3 separate regions of the Mus musculus genome follow, and regions 1 and 2 are each linked to region 3. The links are chromatin loops, found by intact Hi-C in ENCODE. Cell type or tissue: heart. All regions are shown on one strand. Links, peaks and the distances in the headings refer to the core of each region. The heading gives the core; the rest is flanking DNA.

The links. Hi-C counts contacts between places; a loop is a spot of excess contacts. Peaks named below come from ENCODE experiments on the same cell type or tissue, not always from the same donor. Only the 100,000 strongest peaks of a DNase experiment are listed, where the experiment ranks them.
Region 1: a loop joins it to region 3, with 9 times the contacts of the local background. A loop is called at or near these places in 40 of 42 quality-filtered maps.
Region 2: a loop joins it to region 3, with 2.2 times the contacts of the local background. A loop is called at or near these places in 2 of 42 quality-filtered maps.

The regions. Positions count from the first base shown.
Region 1 is chr6:145,828,422-145,833,294 of GRCm38, reverse strand. No RefSeq gene overlaps it. Among named protein-coding and RNA genes, the nearest start is that of Gm38927, 12 kb to the left of the region's middle. In heart, for the core only: no CTCF peak of the experiment used is centred there; a DNase peak (open chromatin) is centred at 2,964.
Region 2 is chr6:146,220,586-146,225,458 of GRCm38, reverse strand. Itpr2 (inositol 1,4,5-triphosphate receptor 2) reads left to right here. Exons shown (of 57, transcript NM_019923.4): 44 at 664-759; 45 at 1,328-1,450. It overlaps Gm35596 (a long non-coding RNA gene), which reads right to left. Exons shown (of 5, transcript XR_378174.4): 2 at 1-68. Among named protein-coding and RNA genes, the nearest start is that of Gm35596, 3.3 kb to the right of the region's middle. In heart, for the core only: a CTCF peak has its summit at 2,515; a DNase peak (open chromatin) is centred at 3,318; H3K27ac peaks cover 1,591 bases.
Region 3 is chr6:146,269,679-146,274,551 of GRCm38, reverse strand. The region is part of intron 37 of Itpr2 (inositol 1,4,5-triphosphate receptor 2); the gene reads left to right. Among named protein-coding and RNA genes, the nearest start is that of Gm35596, 52 kb to the right of the region's middle. In heart, for the core only: CTCF peaks have their summits at 2,109 and 3,082; a DNase peak (open chromatin) is centred at 3,221.

The sequences.
Region 1 (4,873 bases), core at 1,526-4,025, 440 kb after region 3:
AGAAGAAATGAGAGGGAAGAGCGAGATCTAAGTATAGCAATGAGCAGAGAGTGTGGAGCTCAGACACAGTGACATTCTCAGAGGTGACAATGAGAGCACGCTGGAGCTTAAGAGACAGAGAGACGTCTCCTTGGTTCCTGTTCACAGTTGCTGCTCCTGGGGAAACTGCTCCAGATAGATGTGTGACATGTGTGCTCAGAATCTCCGGGAGCCAGAGCCGACTCAGTTCTACCAGCTGAGCTGTGGATGGCAAGAGAAACAGCAACTGTGCTCAACAGCTAACCTGGCAGAGCGGAGCACCCGGAAAACTGAGTGACTGTCCCCAGAATCCAAGGACCAGGGATATAGCTCCTGGTGGGTACGTGTGAGCATGTGATGTCTGACACCCTGACATCACACTCTCTCCCCAGCTCACCTGTAGTTGTGTTCCAGAACTTCTCAAATCTATTCAAACCACGCTAAAAATACTTCGTGCTTATATGTAGAGTAGTGAGGGATTGTTAAAGGTCAGAAGAGGCTGAAGACAATAATTTTACTTCCTTTCTTGTATGAGGCAGGACCCCAGGTAGCCAAGGCTAGCCTTCAATTCCCAATTCTGAATGCTGAGATTATAGGCAAGTGCCACATTCGATAATTCTTTGTTTTGAGGTCTGGTCCATGTACCCTAGAAGCTTAACAAACCTGCTCCCTCCGGGTCTTTAAATTAATCACATCTGACCAACAATGAGTTTGATGAGCAGATCATCATACGGTTGCGTTTGTAGAGTGCTGATATTTGTTGTATGTGAGGTGATGACATTAACTAATAACCTGTCTATTGACCTATCACATCAGAGTTTACAGTGAGACATTTGAAGCACGCGCCTTAGCTGTTTACCTCTGACTGCCCTGCTGTCCCCTGAATTGTCAGGAGTATTCCTGATGTCAAGCTCATGCTATGTACTTGGCCCAAATCTGAACCCTTACCCCAATCCACTCTGCTTCCTCCCAGCTGCTATGCAAGTCTGTACTTCTGAATCTGAAGACACACACACACACACACACACACACACACACACACGCAGAAACAAGCCCTTACATACACACACATACACACATATACACATTCACACACACATATAAACACTCACACATATGCACACATGCACACAAACATACATACACACATACACATGCACACACATACATACACTCAGACATATACACACTCATACATGCATACACACACTCACACACATATACACACTCATGTACACATAAACACACATACATACACACCACTCCTAAATAAGAATATGGATACTTGTCTTTTTGTCTGAATTATTATTTATTATTATTATTATTAAGTATAATGTCCTCCAGGTTCATTTGTGTTGTCACAAATAACGAATTTCTTCCTTTGTAGAACAGAGTAATAGGTCATCATGTGTATGTGCATGCATGTGCACACTGCAAGTGTGTGTGTGTGTGAGATCCCACATGGCTGTTGTGAAGTGTGTTGCAGTAGGCATGGGTGTGGTTATCCCTTCGACACAGTGACGTTCACCTTTGGTGTAGACCCCAGAGAGGCATGCTGGCTCCATGTGGGATTCCCATGCTGTTATCCAGGATGTCTGTGTGGCTTTCATGCTCACCAGTGTGTGCCAGGAGCCCCTTTCTCCACACTCACTATTGTCACTTCTGTCTTGTTTGTCTAATTTGTTGGGGTTGTTTTTGTTTGTTTGGTTTTTTTTGTTTTTTTTTGTTTTTCCCATGAACCTGGAGACTGCTCACATGATTTGCAAATTGTCAGAGTCCTTGGCCCACTTTAAAAATGGCAATGCTGTCTTCTTGCCACTGAGTTATCTCACCACCATATTAAAGGGAAATAATGCCTCCAGTTTCTGGGACCACCAAAGACAGCTCTGGGAATTTCTGCATGTCCCCTGGTTTATGGAACTGCTCTATTTGAGAGCCACTAACTCGGGTAGAAAGATGCTCTCTCTTAAGTGTTGTCTCGGAGTCTGGAGTCAGAAGTGGTTTCTTATTGTGCTGTCTTATGGAACTTTAAATCTACTTTTAATAAAATTCTTACTTGGGTATTTTGTTGGATCACATGAGTACAGTATTCCAAGCTGTCTTTGGGAACACTCGAGCCCTGGGTGATGCTGCCCTCTGCCCTAGCTTTGTAAGTAACCCCCTGTGGTGGTTAATATTGCCATCTTTACAGGATCTGGGAGATAGACTTCTGGGTGTGTCTGTAAGGGAGTTTCTGGGTAGCGTTAAGGGGTAGACTCACCTCAACCATGGTTAGCACCATGCTGTGCTCTGGGTCCTAGACCAGATAAAAAGAAGGAAGTGTGCTGAGCATCAGCGTTCATCTGGCTCAGATTCCTGACTGCAGATACAGTGCGAACAGTAGCTCATACGCTCCGTGCCCACCCCACCCCACCGTGACAGACTCTCGACCCGCCTTGCCTTCCATAAGTTGCTCTTGCCAGACATTTTGTCATAGCAACCAGGGAAGTAACAGACAGCCCTGCCTTTGTAAACATTCTCATGTGACACTCTGACGCTCCAGTGTTCCCAGCCAGTCGGTGTCTGTCACCCTAACCCTGGCAGTGTCCCTCAAAGCCTCTACTACAAAGTGTTCACACTTGATTATAGTGACCTCTGCAGCATGGGTCAAATTCATAGTAGGTTAAAAAAAAAAAAAAGAAAAGAAAGAAACCACCAATTACTACAAGACCTTACAGAAACACTAATTTTACATTTGAAGATTCTACAAAATGTGACGTCCCGTTGCCTCAGAGACACTCAGTGACATATTAGCCTATAAAACACGCTCACTGCTGTTTCTTCACTGGTAAAGGACCCATTTAGGTCCTTGGCATAAGAAGAACATCCTCTTTCAGAATCAATGATTCTTGCAAGCAGTTCCCTTCCTGGGTATGGAGGCCCGCCTTTGCTCCGATCGGTTCACCTAGCTTCGCAGCACCGGCCAGTAGACTGGCGGTGGCTGCTGCCCCCTAGTGTATAGTTATTAGCTACTGCAGGCACTGAGTTCTTGAATCACCCAGGGAACCTTATGAATGGAAAATAAATGAAGTAATAAAAATAATGGAGACATTTACAATGTCTTAGTCTTTCAGAATGAGTACTTAGAACACTTTTCCAACAATTTCTGAGAGGAATGGCTGTTAAATCTGTCTGTCGCTCTGCCTGCCTGCCTGCCTGCCTGTCTCTCCTCTCTGTTTCTTTCTGTTCTCCTCCCTCTCCCTCTCCCTCTCTCCCTCCTCTCCCCTCTCCCTCTCCCTCTCCCTCTCCCTCTCTCTCTCCCTCTCTCCCTCCTAGCTTTTTTTCCAGTTCTAGTCAGCCATGTAGTTTACAGGACTCAGTGCTGACAGAAAAGGAAATTGTGACAGTGACAGTATGAATTGCCCTGACTTCTCTCTGCTCGCCACGTTTTAATATTGGCAGTTTCAAATGCGAATCTAGGAAAAAAAATTAAATATTAAATCAATTTACCCATCTTATATAGTGCCAATCAATGTGAAAAGAACAGCAAATGAACTCTCATGACAAGCAGAGAGAAGTGGGCCAGAGGGGGCTCCACCCCCGTCACCTTTGGCCTCGCTCGATAGCTTCAGCATACATGGCTGGCAAAGAGATGGGAGTAATGGAGGGCATGTCAGGACCTCTCAGCCTCCTGTTTCCCGGGCCAGGGTGTTGTGTCACTGTGAGTCCAGGTTCTATGGGAGCCGATGGCTTTCCCACAGTGACCTCACCCCTGAAGCCTGCTGTTCTGTGGTACTGGGACATCGAGAATTCGGCATGTAGACAAGAAGTAAGGAATAGCAGATGTGTGCTGGTCACGAAGGTCACCTCTGCTCTTGCTCATGGCCCTGTGTCCCAAGAGACTTCCTTTACAAAGTACAGATGGGATGATGAAGAGTCCTGTGATGGTGGCAGGTGACTAGTGACGCCAGAGCAGGGCCTTCTGAGGGCCTTGCCTAGGGGTAGAGGTTGTGTGTCTGTGACCCGGATCCCAGGGAGCCGAGTCTGTTCCATGAAATACAATCAATAGTTGATGCCCTTCGCTTGGTGTCCATCCGTTCAAAACAGGAATACTGACTGTAGCTGGCTGGGACAGGGCGGTGGGGGTTTTGTCCCTGTCCAGCTAATGGTCAGAAGTTATTCACGTGCCAGGCAGGGGCAGGAATAGAGGAACTCACTCTGTGGCTGGAGCCATAAGACTATGTCCTGGACTCCACAACACCCTGAGTGTGTTCTAGCTCAAGTAGTGTCACCACGTTCGGGTGGAGGAAAAGTGACTAAATGCTTGCCATAGTTTTATTTATTTATTTATTTATTTATTTATTTATTTATTTATTTATTTAGTGGGGCTGGACACAATGTAGATCAGGCTTGCCTACTCTTGAGATCTGCCTGTCCGTGCTTGCTAAGTGCCTGGATTTAACAATGTACACCACCATGCCCGCATTTTACTGCAGAGTCCCCTACTACATAGAAGCCCAAAAGACTCTTTAGCTCAGACACACTGAGGCAAATGGGAGGTCACCGTCAAAGTTCACTGGTTATCGAGAAGAGAAAAGCTCCAGGGTTTGTTCAGCTTAACTTCCTAGCAAGCATAACTCCACGTACCCTATATGAGCAAGGAGGATATTCATGGAAAAACTGTAGCTAATTTTATCAAAGACTCACTGGGCACGCATGTGTGCAGTGGATAGAGCCCTGAGGATTGCTGTGAACGCAGGGAGCAGGGCTGAGGGTGTGGGGTGGAGCTGTCTCCTTCCCACTGAGTTTGGTACCATACAGTAACATACAGTACATACAATACAAGTAACATACAGAAAACAAGAACCGAGTCATC
Region 2 (4,873 bases), core at 1,526-4,025, 49 kb after region 3:
AACAATACTTGAGATAATGTTTATAATTAATACAATGCAACACATCGGCAGCATAAACCGCTTCCATCCTTTATTAAGAGAATAGAGCAAAATGTTATTCTCTGACATACTGAATAATAAATGCCGTGAAATAAGCACACTATCAGCAAATCATTCTCTCTCTAACTCATGAATTTAATTTCATATATCTATTCTCAACAGTGACTCACACGTTTATGTGCAATTTCAGTATGCTACTAATATTACTACTTCATTTTTTAAATGGTTGTGCTAAATTCTCTAAGTTCTAGCCGTGTCTATAAAATGTCATTGATGCCTGTTCATCTGATTGTCTTATTAAAGTATCATTATAGAAATCTAACGGAGGAAGCACTAAAAGAAGCCATAGTTCTATTCAGTGTGGTGTGTAGCCACTTTCCCATTAAAAACACCTGTGATTTAAAATATCCTCCCATCTTTCATGACTTTTACTTTGTATCAACAATGAAGTAAATTAAAACCTTCTATTTTCAAATGTTAGTATGACAAAATAAAAATAAGTTTCAGCTTTCATCTGATTGAGAATATGAAAAGGGCTGTGTGATCTGAGTTCCCACCAATGCAGGGGATTTTTGACCTGTGCTGTGGACTTTGTATGTGCACTGACCCCGTCTTTGTCCTCAGAACAACGCCTCCAAGCTTCTGCTGGCCATTATGGAGAGCAGACATGACAGTGAGAATGCAGAGAGAATTCTTTTCAACATGAGACCCAGGGAACTGGTGAGAACACTTCTCCAGGCTATGGCAGTTGGGTGGCATCCACCCTGCTCTGACTGGGTTGGTAGGAGCAGGATGACTGGCACTGGGGAGCAGAAAACACGTAGTGAAGGCCCTTGTGACTCAGGATGGTGGATGCGCTAGGGTGTTGGAGTGTTGGATGCCCTGGAGCCAGAGTAGAGAACCTGGATGTGGGCGCTGGGAATTGACCTGGGGTCTTCTGCAAGAGCAGGAAGCACACTTAATCCTGAGCTATCAATCCAGCCTGATATATTTTAAGCACTTTTCTTAACTAACTTGCCATGCTCTACTTAGCTATATACAGATGCCTTTTGATATATGTTTATTGATGTTGATATATATATATATATCAACATCAATAAACAAATTTATTTATAGACATATTTTTTGGCCTTAGTTTAATGATTTCTGGGTATAGTTGGCTGTTAGCTTGGTGAGCTCAATTAGATTCGTGCATGGGTACACAGTGTTCATGATTAGACAACCTGAAGCATTGCCACCACCTTTCAGACTTTATTATTTATTTATTTATTTATTTATTTGTCTCTAGGTGGATGTCATGAAGAATGCCTATAACCAAGGCCTGGAATGTGACCATGGGGACGAGGAGGGAGGGGATGATGGTGTTTCTCCAAAAGACGTTGGACACAACATCTACATTCTGGCCCATCAGGTGCCATGTTTTTATCTGCATCTGTCTTGCTTGTCTGGCTATTGTGTCTCATGCCCACGACTTACTGTTTTATGTTTACAATCTGGTGCTCTGATTTATTCGGTGCCTGCCCTCCTAGGTTTCAGTTGGAGAAAATGCTAAGTCCTCAGCAGGGCTAGTCATGCAATTCAGGGTACACTAGGGAGCAATTGACAAGAGAAGGAGGCTCGGGCAGACGGCTTCTGACTAGGACTTCTGGCTAAGGAGGAGTTGAAAGGGAAAGGAGGCTTGGGCGGACGACTTCTGGGTCTGGAAGGAGTAAGCAGTCTCAAGCCAGAGCCGTAGGACAGGGAGGAGAGGCTTCTGTGGACGCAGAATGTGAAAGAATTGGGTATAGGTGCTCCACACCTTAGCCAGGGCTAGCCCAGCAGGGAGCTCAGTCCTAAATCACAGCTTGGCGAGCCTTTAATAGAAGTCAGTAAGTTTGCTCTTCACTTGACTATGACTGAAACTAAGACTTAGGTTTCTTCAGAGTAACGGTTTCCGTTCTGTTGTTTGTAAGTATCAATATTTGTTAGGAGTTACTTGATAAGCTCAATTCTACAAACACATTCAAATTTAAGCTTATATCCTCTAACTCAGGTTTAAAACTTAAAACTTTAAGTATGCACATAATGACTTGACTTTTGTCTCCAAGAGGCCCTATCAGTTTTAGAGAATAAAGTTCAGGTTTTTGAAAACATCTCAAACGTCCCAGCCACTTCCTCCCACCAGCCCCCTCTCCTACCTGCTTTCCCATCCATCTCTTCTGTTGATTAAGTAAACAATGATGGATGGAAGGTCAGATTCTGAACAGTTTTAAAGGTTCTTTAGTTTTAAAGGTTGCTCTTTGGACATTTCCTGTGCCCTTCTACCTTTGTGACCATCTAATGGGTATAAATTTGAATAATGTTTTTAAAAAGTCTTCAGGGAAGAAATCAGATTCTAAAAGCTACCAGCTCAGGTTGCTGCACTTTGGTGAAGCAGTTGATGCAGTGAGACACACGGGGTTCTCATAGACTGCCAGGACACAGACACAGGCCCACAGGGCGAGGGCGCTAAGTTACAGCTGCAGACATGGAAAGGCATGTTAGGTATCGAGGAACAAAAATAGAAGCTGACAGACAAGTTGAGGGAAGTAGAAAGATGGAGATTCAGGATGTGGGAAAGTCCTCTTTCAGAGAGAAAGAAAAGTCAGGTGATGGAGGCTGAGTCAAACTAGGGGGAAAAAAAAAGAACGAGAGAGAATAACCTTGAATGTGAACAGAAATAAATAAATCCCCAGATGAGAGTTAGCATCACGTAGCATGCCAGAAGTAATGCTGAGACACAGGACCACAGGAAGGAGGGAGTTGCCTTAGAGGCTGAGGCCAGTCAGGGGAGGAGGCAGAGATTAGGGCAGAGCAGGGACTAGAATTGCTACATATTCTTCCTGGGCAGTGGGTCCTGCCCCATCTGTGGTGGCTGTCTCTTGGCATGTGTGAGTAGCATCATGCATCAAGCAAACTTGAAGTCTGAGGACACCGGCATAGGAGTGGACATCAAACCTGAGAAAAGATCGTGTTAGGTCAGTTCCATCTTAGTAGGGAAGAGCAGAAAACACAACTAAAGAATGGGTCTTAGCTCGAAGAGAACACACAACTAAGAAGCAAGTGTGAAGTTCACTGATCCCAATGAATTGGGGCAGTCAGAGAGGTCAGAGAGGAAGTGAGGAGGTGGCAGATGCGGAAACAGCCAGGGTCCTGCAGAGGGCTTTGTAAAAACTTCCCCCAAGCAAAACTTTGGCAAAGCAGTAGTTCACAGGGCAATGAGGGTATGCCACATCACACAGCTACATGAAGGAAGCCAGGCTTCCGGACAGAGAGAGGACCAGGCTGAGTAAGGGAGGAAGTGGGTTGTGAGCTGCTGAACACATCAGCCCCGTGCTTTATCTGAGTCCACAGAGGTCCTTTTAGAAAGTCGTCGTCGTCAGGGTGAACTCCCGACATGGACATCGTGCAGGCTCCATTCTGTTGTGTGTAGCCGATGGTACAGCTGGCTGCTTCTTTCATTTAGAGAAATAGGAAATCATTCCCTCTTCGGCATGTGCCACTTTCCTTATGGAGTTAATTCCACCACTGGTTTTCCATGAAAAGATTAGCAACTTTCACCGACCTTGGGCTCTTTTGATTCTTACATGAGTGGACCCTGTTGCTTGCTTTAGGCTGGGACATTGTATTTGGTTTTCTGGTCAGCCGTGTTCCCTGTGAACCTACTATGTAAACGTCTTCCGCGCATGCAGAGAGTGCAAGCCGGGCAGCTGTTTCTCAGGAGGGGCTGTGGATGGGTCCTGCCTGTGCAGCTTTCCTCAGAAGGTGGGAGCGGGACAGGAAGGCAGCTGATGACCTTGCAGATCTGTGGCTGCCTCTGCACAGCCCAGTCATTCGAGAACTGAACCGCAGCTCCCTCCTCGGTTACCATAATCACCTTTCACACAGACAGTTTATTTTGGTGCTCTCAGACTTTCGGGTTTTGTTGCTAATGCTTTTCATGGCAGGGACGCGGTTCTGCTTCTCAGCCTAGACAACCCCCTGGGCCCTTCCTATGGTCAACTTTACAAGAAACAAATAGTGCTTCCTGTAAGTGTCTTGTCTGATCTACATAAAACTATTAATATATCACAAAGGGAAATTCTTCAGCTTTGATTCTGCAGTGTCCTGCTGTGAATTTCTTTACCACCCCGCAGCCCTCCCTGCCTTTAGGGCTTGTCTGTGCACTGGTCTCCATTTTCCTGTTTCCACCCATCCCTTCTCTCCTTGGGATTTCTTTTGGAAACAGTTGTTACGACTGTCTAGGGCATTTCTCATTCCTCTGTCTACTTCATCATGTCTTAAGCCACATCACCTCTCTGGCTTCATCGGGCAACTTGTCTGCTCTTGTCTGAGTCTCTTTACTTGACTCTTGGCTGAAATAAGATGTATATGAAGAGGGCTGGGTGTCATGGCCCATGCCTCTGTAATCTCAGAACTCAGGTGGCTGAGACAAGTGGACAGCTGTGAGTTCCAGGCCAGCCTAAGCTTTAGCATGAGACCCTGTTTCAAACCACAAAATAACAACATAAGAGGAATAAATGAAGAAATGTTAGATGCTTTGTGGGCAGGAAGATGTGTTAAATAGAAAACCAGAAGAAAACAGGAATAATGCTCACTTTAATTGGTTACATGGAAATCTTCTCAAAATGAAAGCTTTAATTTTTTTCATGAGCATTTTTCTGAATCAATAAATGGCCTTTGAAAATGTAATTTTAATATCTGCATAATTAGGCATCATTTGAATGTACTGTAATTTATATAATCACTTGTTATTGTTAAGCATTTGGTTTCCTAATATAATTGATATTATAAATTGTGCTGTGATTAACACCCT
Region 3 (4,873 bases), core at 1,130-3,629:
GCAAGCCATCTATCAGAATTCTCCCGATGGATTGTGACTCAAACTTCTCCTTGAGTTTCTGCTCTGACTTCCCTCTATGATGGATAGTGGTCTGGAAGCTGAAATAAACCATTTCTTCTGTAAGTGGCTTTTGGCGGGTGGAGTTTCATGTCAGCAACTGAGAGGAGGCAAGGCACATGACCTCCCAATTCCTCTGTCCCCACGTTTGTGAATGTCAGTCTGCTCTTTCTGTAAAGGTTGTACAGCATGTCTTAACTCATGTCATGTGCCTTTTAGTGCCCCACAAGGGTTTTCTGTTACTGGTCAAGAGGAATTCACATTTCTTACCAGATTCCATAGGGCCCAGCATTCCGTCGAGCATCCCAGCCTCTCTCTCCTGTGTGACTGTCCCGTGGTCACATGTCCTCTCTCTTTCTTCATTGGTGCTTTTTACATTGTCTGTTCCTTTTGCCTGGAATGCTGTTCCTATTGTAGTCCGTGTGCCTGGTTGCTTCTTTAGAGTCACATCCAGTGCCTCTCAGGGTGAGCCTATCAGACACAGCTCCTCACTTACTGTCTGTCTTAGCGAGTTTCAGAGGATGTCCCTTCTGGATCACTTCTGTTCTTGTAGTTATGTGTTTCCTCAATGACAGTGACTTTTATGAGACTAAGAACCCCGTGCGTTTCTTTGACTGCAATGTATACAAAGTGTCCTGGACTCACCTAAGCCAATGAAGAATGTAGATTCTATGATGAGAAAGAGGACAGAGCAGTCTGCATGAGGCGGAGAGCAAGGAGCTGGAGACTGTTTGGTACTGCAATGGGAGCCAAGACTCCTGATTCATGGATGATGAATCCCAGCAGGAATGTTGACAGCGATGGACTCAGAAGCTGGGTTCTGGGTCTGGCAGGGTTATACTGGTCTAACTAGGTATAAATTGTGTCCCATGAATGGCTCAGGAATGGAGAGAGAAATGACACTTTGAAGACTTAATTCTTATTGCTTTATGTATAGAGGTGTCTTGCTTGTATGCGTGTATATGTACCATGTGTATGCAGTACCTGTAGAGTCCTAAAGAGGGCATGGCATCCTGGGAACTGGAGTTACAGAGGGTACCCAGCCACCCCGTGGGAGCTGAGAGTTGAACCCAGGCTCCTGAGCAAGAGTAGCCAGTGCTGTTAACCACTGAGCCGTTTTTCCAGGCCCATGAGAAGAGCTAATTTTAAGAAGTAAGTCTTATAGGCCTTAGGGTCACGGAAAGAGAAATATCCTAGAAGATGGGGATCACTGCCTAGGATGGAGCACAGGCAAACGTATGCACACACCATGCTCAGGATACAGTTTGCCGTGTGTTGAGTTTCCTGTTTGTGAGGTATGGAGGCTTGTTTCTGTCATCCTGGAGTATAGATTTGGAGAGTTCAAACTATCTTCCCAAGGTATGATAGTCAAGGCTGTGAGAGTGGAATTCATCCCTGAACTTACTGGCTTGGGGGTTTTGATGAGAGCTGGCTCACTCTTTGAGGTGTACCTGATGTGATGACGTTGGTGAGCAATACCCAAGACAGTGAGGTCCGTGGAAGAGGACTGTAGCTGTCCAGACCGGAACTTCTGAGATGTATTTGAGATATATCTGATCAAGGATAACTTTGTATGTCTGTCATAAAACCCAAACTAAAATGTATCAGACAGAAGGTATAGAAGAGAGGGCGTGGAGACCTGGGCTTTGGAAAGCTTTGGTGATGGGCAGGCCATAGGGACTTGAGGATGCTGCTCTCTTGCTGGTCCCTGTCTTCATGGCTCACCTCCTGGTAGCAATATTTACATTGAAATCTTTTGAAAATCACTTACTATAGTGGGTGCTGTGGAGGAGGACAACTTTGTGAGTGAGGCTGGATTAAGCTTAGGTTTGAACCAGGCTTACTTGCCTATCTTGTCAGGCCTGGATTCATTTTTTAAGCATAAATTATTTGCACAAACTAATAGCATTATTTGTGACATACTTCTGAGTGTCTATAACATATTTTGGTTGCTCCAACTTCAACACCTGTGTATATGGCCTCCCTGCCTCCTTAGATGTCAGTGGGCAGACCATAGAGCAGGGCTACAATTGAGATGCAATATCACAAGTTACCAGTAGGCGTCACTGTTCCATAAATGATGTCTCTTGGAGTAGCTGAGTACAAACCTTTAAATTATATAAATGTTTTCATTTCTTCTCATTGATACTTTGAATTCTCACTATATAATTTTAAATATTCAAGCCAGGTGAGATCAAAACTGTTTCTACCTAAATCTAGTTCAGGTTTTATTCAGAATTCTAGTCATTGGTGTTATTTTAAACAACTCTTCCCCTGTTTAATTTTAGCTACTGTAATATTAAATCGCTTCCTTCGGTATTACTTTGGTATTTAATAAAGACATAGGTGCATCTTGGAATCCTGAAAAACACATGTTTGTCACTTCTTCTGTGTGTTTGTGGGTAGTCTCTGCTTTCTCTTCATGTGTCAAGTTCATACCATCGCAGGTTGCCTGCCAAGCTCTTGTTTTTGAAAATAGCAGGCACACATTGATTGCTTTATACCTGGGTTCAGGATCTTTGTATGTAGATAGACTTTTTTTTTAGAATGAGAATTCGAATACAGAAAAGGATAGGTGTCCATTTGGCATTCAGTGCTTTTTCACTAGGGCCCAGCATTAGCATAAGAGAAGGCCTGGGGGTGCGTAGATGCTCAGTCACATTCACCACACTCATGTGAGCTCAGCGTTAACAGAGTAGCATCACCAGGAAACTAGATATACTCATGATATCTCATGATAGTGCGTGTTCTGTCCAAGCGCTGGGAACAAACCATGTGTGTCTGGAGTTAGTTGTTCCTTGGGGCTCACATTTGGAGAAACACTTATGATTGACAATTGGTTATACTTACTATAACATCTTAAATAAATTATCCCAATGTAGCCACAATCTAAAAGTTTATTTGAAAGGGCAGGGGGAGAGTTGTACAGTGTACATTTGACACCTGCTTTTGCTGTGGCTTGTGGTGACTTCTGTCCTGATATGATCTGTATACAGTGTGATCACTTTTAAAAAAGACCTCTCCCTACTGGTAGGCAGGAAACCGTGTCTTGTGTTCACTGCCAAGAAAGTCCCCAGGCACATGACAACACATGTGTACACTGCATATCAGAGCTGCAGGGTGTGGTTGGAGGAGACACGGACGGCTGAGCCACTGAGGCGGCTCTGCCAGCAGCAGCCTGTGGTTATGTAACTCCTGCAGTGTCTGGCGCTGTGCTTCACTGGAGACAAGTCACGTGCTGTGCAATGCCATTGCCTGAAATTCAGTTGCTCTGAAGGATCCGTGAGTCTGCGTGAGAGAAGCTTTGGCCGCTCTGTACTAGAAAGCAGATGTTGATCGGCTGCACATAACTGATGAGTGTGCACACTAATTCCAGCAAGGACATTTGCTGTCTGTCTGTCTGTATCTCATTATGCTCCTGAAGAGAGAAAATTAAGTATTATGTAATACGGACAAATAATGAAGTGGAGGGAAGCAACTCAGTCCTCCTCACTAGAAAAACTTGTCCCACATCACTTAAAAATATTTTTATGATGATTCAGCAATTAATGCAACAACAACAACAACTATTCCTACTACTACTACAAAAGTAACATACTGGACATTATTTTTGGGAATTTGTGTAGGTAGCAACCAGTATTTTCCCCCAATGCGTGGTCTATGAAGGAAAAAGGAAATTTGCAAATTTTAAGGAACATTAGTGAGAAAAAATTAAATTATGAGTTCAAGTGGACTTTTCTTTTTAAAAGATTTTTATTTTATCTTTGTTTGTGTATGTGCATCTGCATATGCAGGTATCCACATGGGCCGTGGAGGGTGCCAGACCCTTGGGGCCTTTGTCCTTGTGGGGCCATCTTTCCGGCTCTTCAGATAACCTAGAAGGTTATCTGAAGTTAGAAACTTTGGGCAGATTTTACTTTCTTTGTGAGAGTTGTGGAATTGGGACCAGTCAGAAATTCACCCTTATTATATGGCTGAGACTTCAGATTGCATCTCTCAGAAGGAGATCTGGAGTCTGCAGGAAGGCAGCGGTCGGTCGGTGTAGGGAGAGAGGCTGAGGGTTCATTTATCTTCCCTGGGGCCTCACAGAGAACCCAGAATACAGCCAACTTGGGCTCAGCTCTCCTGACCGCCTCTGGCTTCCTGCCTGCAGGATTTCAGCAGTCAGACCGATGCTAATGGCTGTGAGTAGAAATCAAAGGCCCTGAAGCCCAGACTCAGTCCACTCTGCTGTGTCAACAGGGATTAGCTGTTCAGTTCTGTGATTTTGGGTAGGTTCCTCTTAAACTGTAACAAAACCAATGTTGTTCATTTTTTTCCCTCTTGCAAAAGGTCTTTTTATTTTTCTCTTATTCGTTAAAACCTCCGGATGGGAGTTTGTTGAAATCCCCATTTTTATTCCAACCTTATCGTACATATGTGGATTCTGCGTGTTGTTTTCTAACACACTCAAAATGAGATTATAACAATCAGCTCTTTCATAGATGATCTGACTTAGGCGGGACATTCGACACACGTGTGTGATTTACTTTCCTGTCAGCAGAATGCATGTTTGTAGGAGGCATGATCGTTCCACTGGACCAAAGGGTAGCAGGGCAGGGTTAGGCTGCTAGTGGTGATGGGATATGGGTTTCAAACAGACCATTGAGTGTTTCACATGTCTGTGCAAGTGGTCCACACCAACAGTGTGCGAGCGGTTCACACCCACGGCTGCAATTTAGGGCAATGCTGATTAATTATCCTTGGGATGCGGGTCCCAGGAGGTCTGCTTTTGATTTAATTTATCTAATATTCATGTGCATGTGTCTGGTGCACA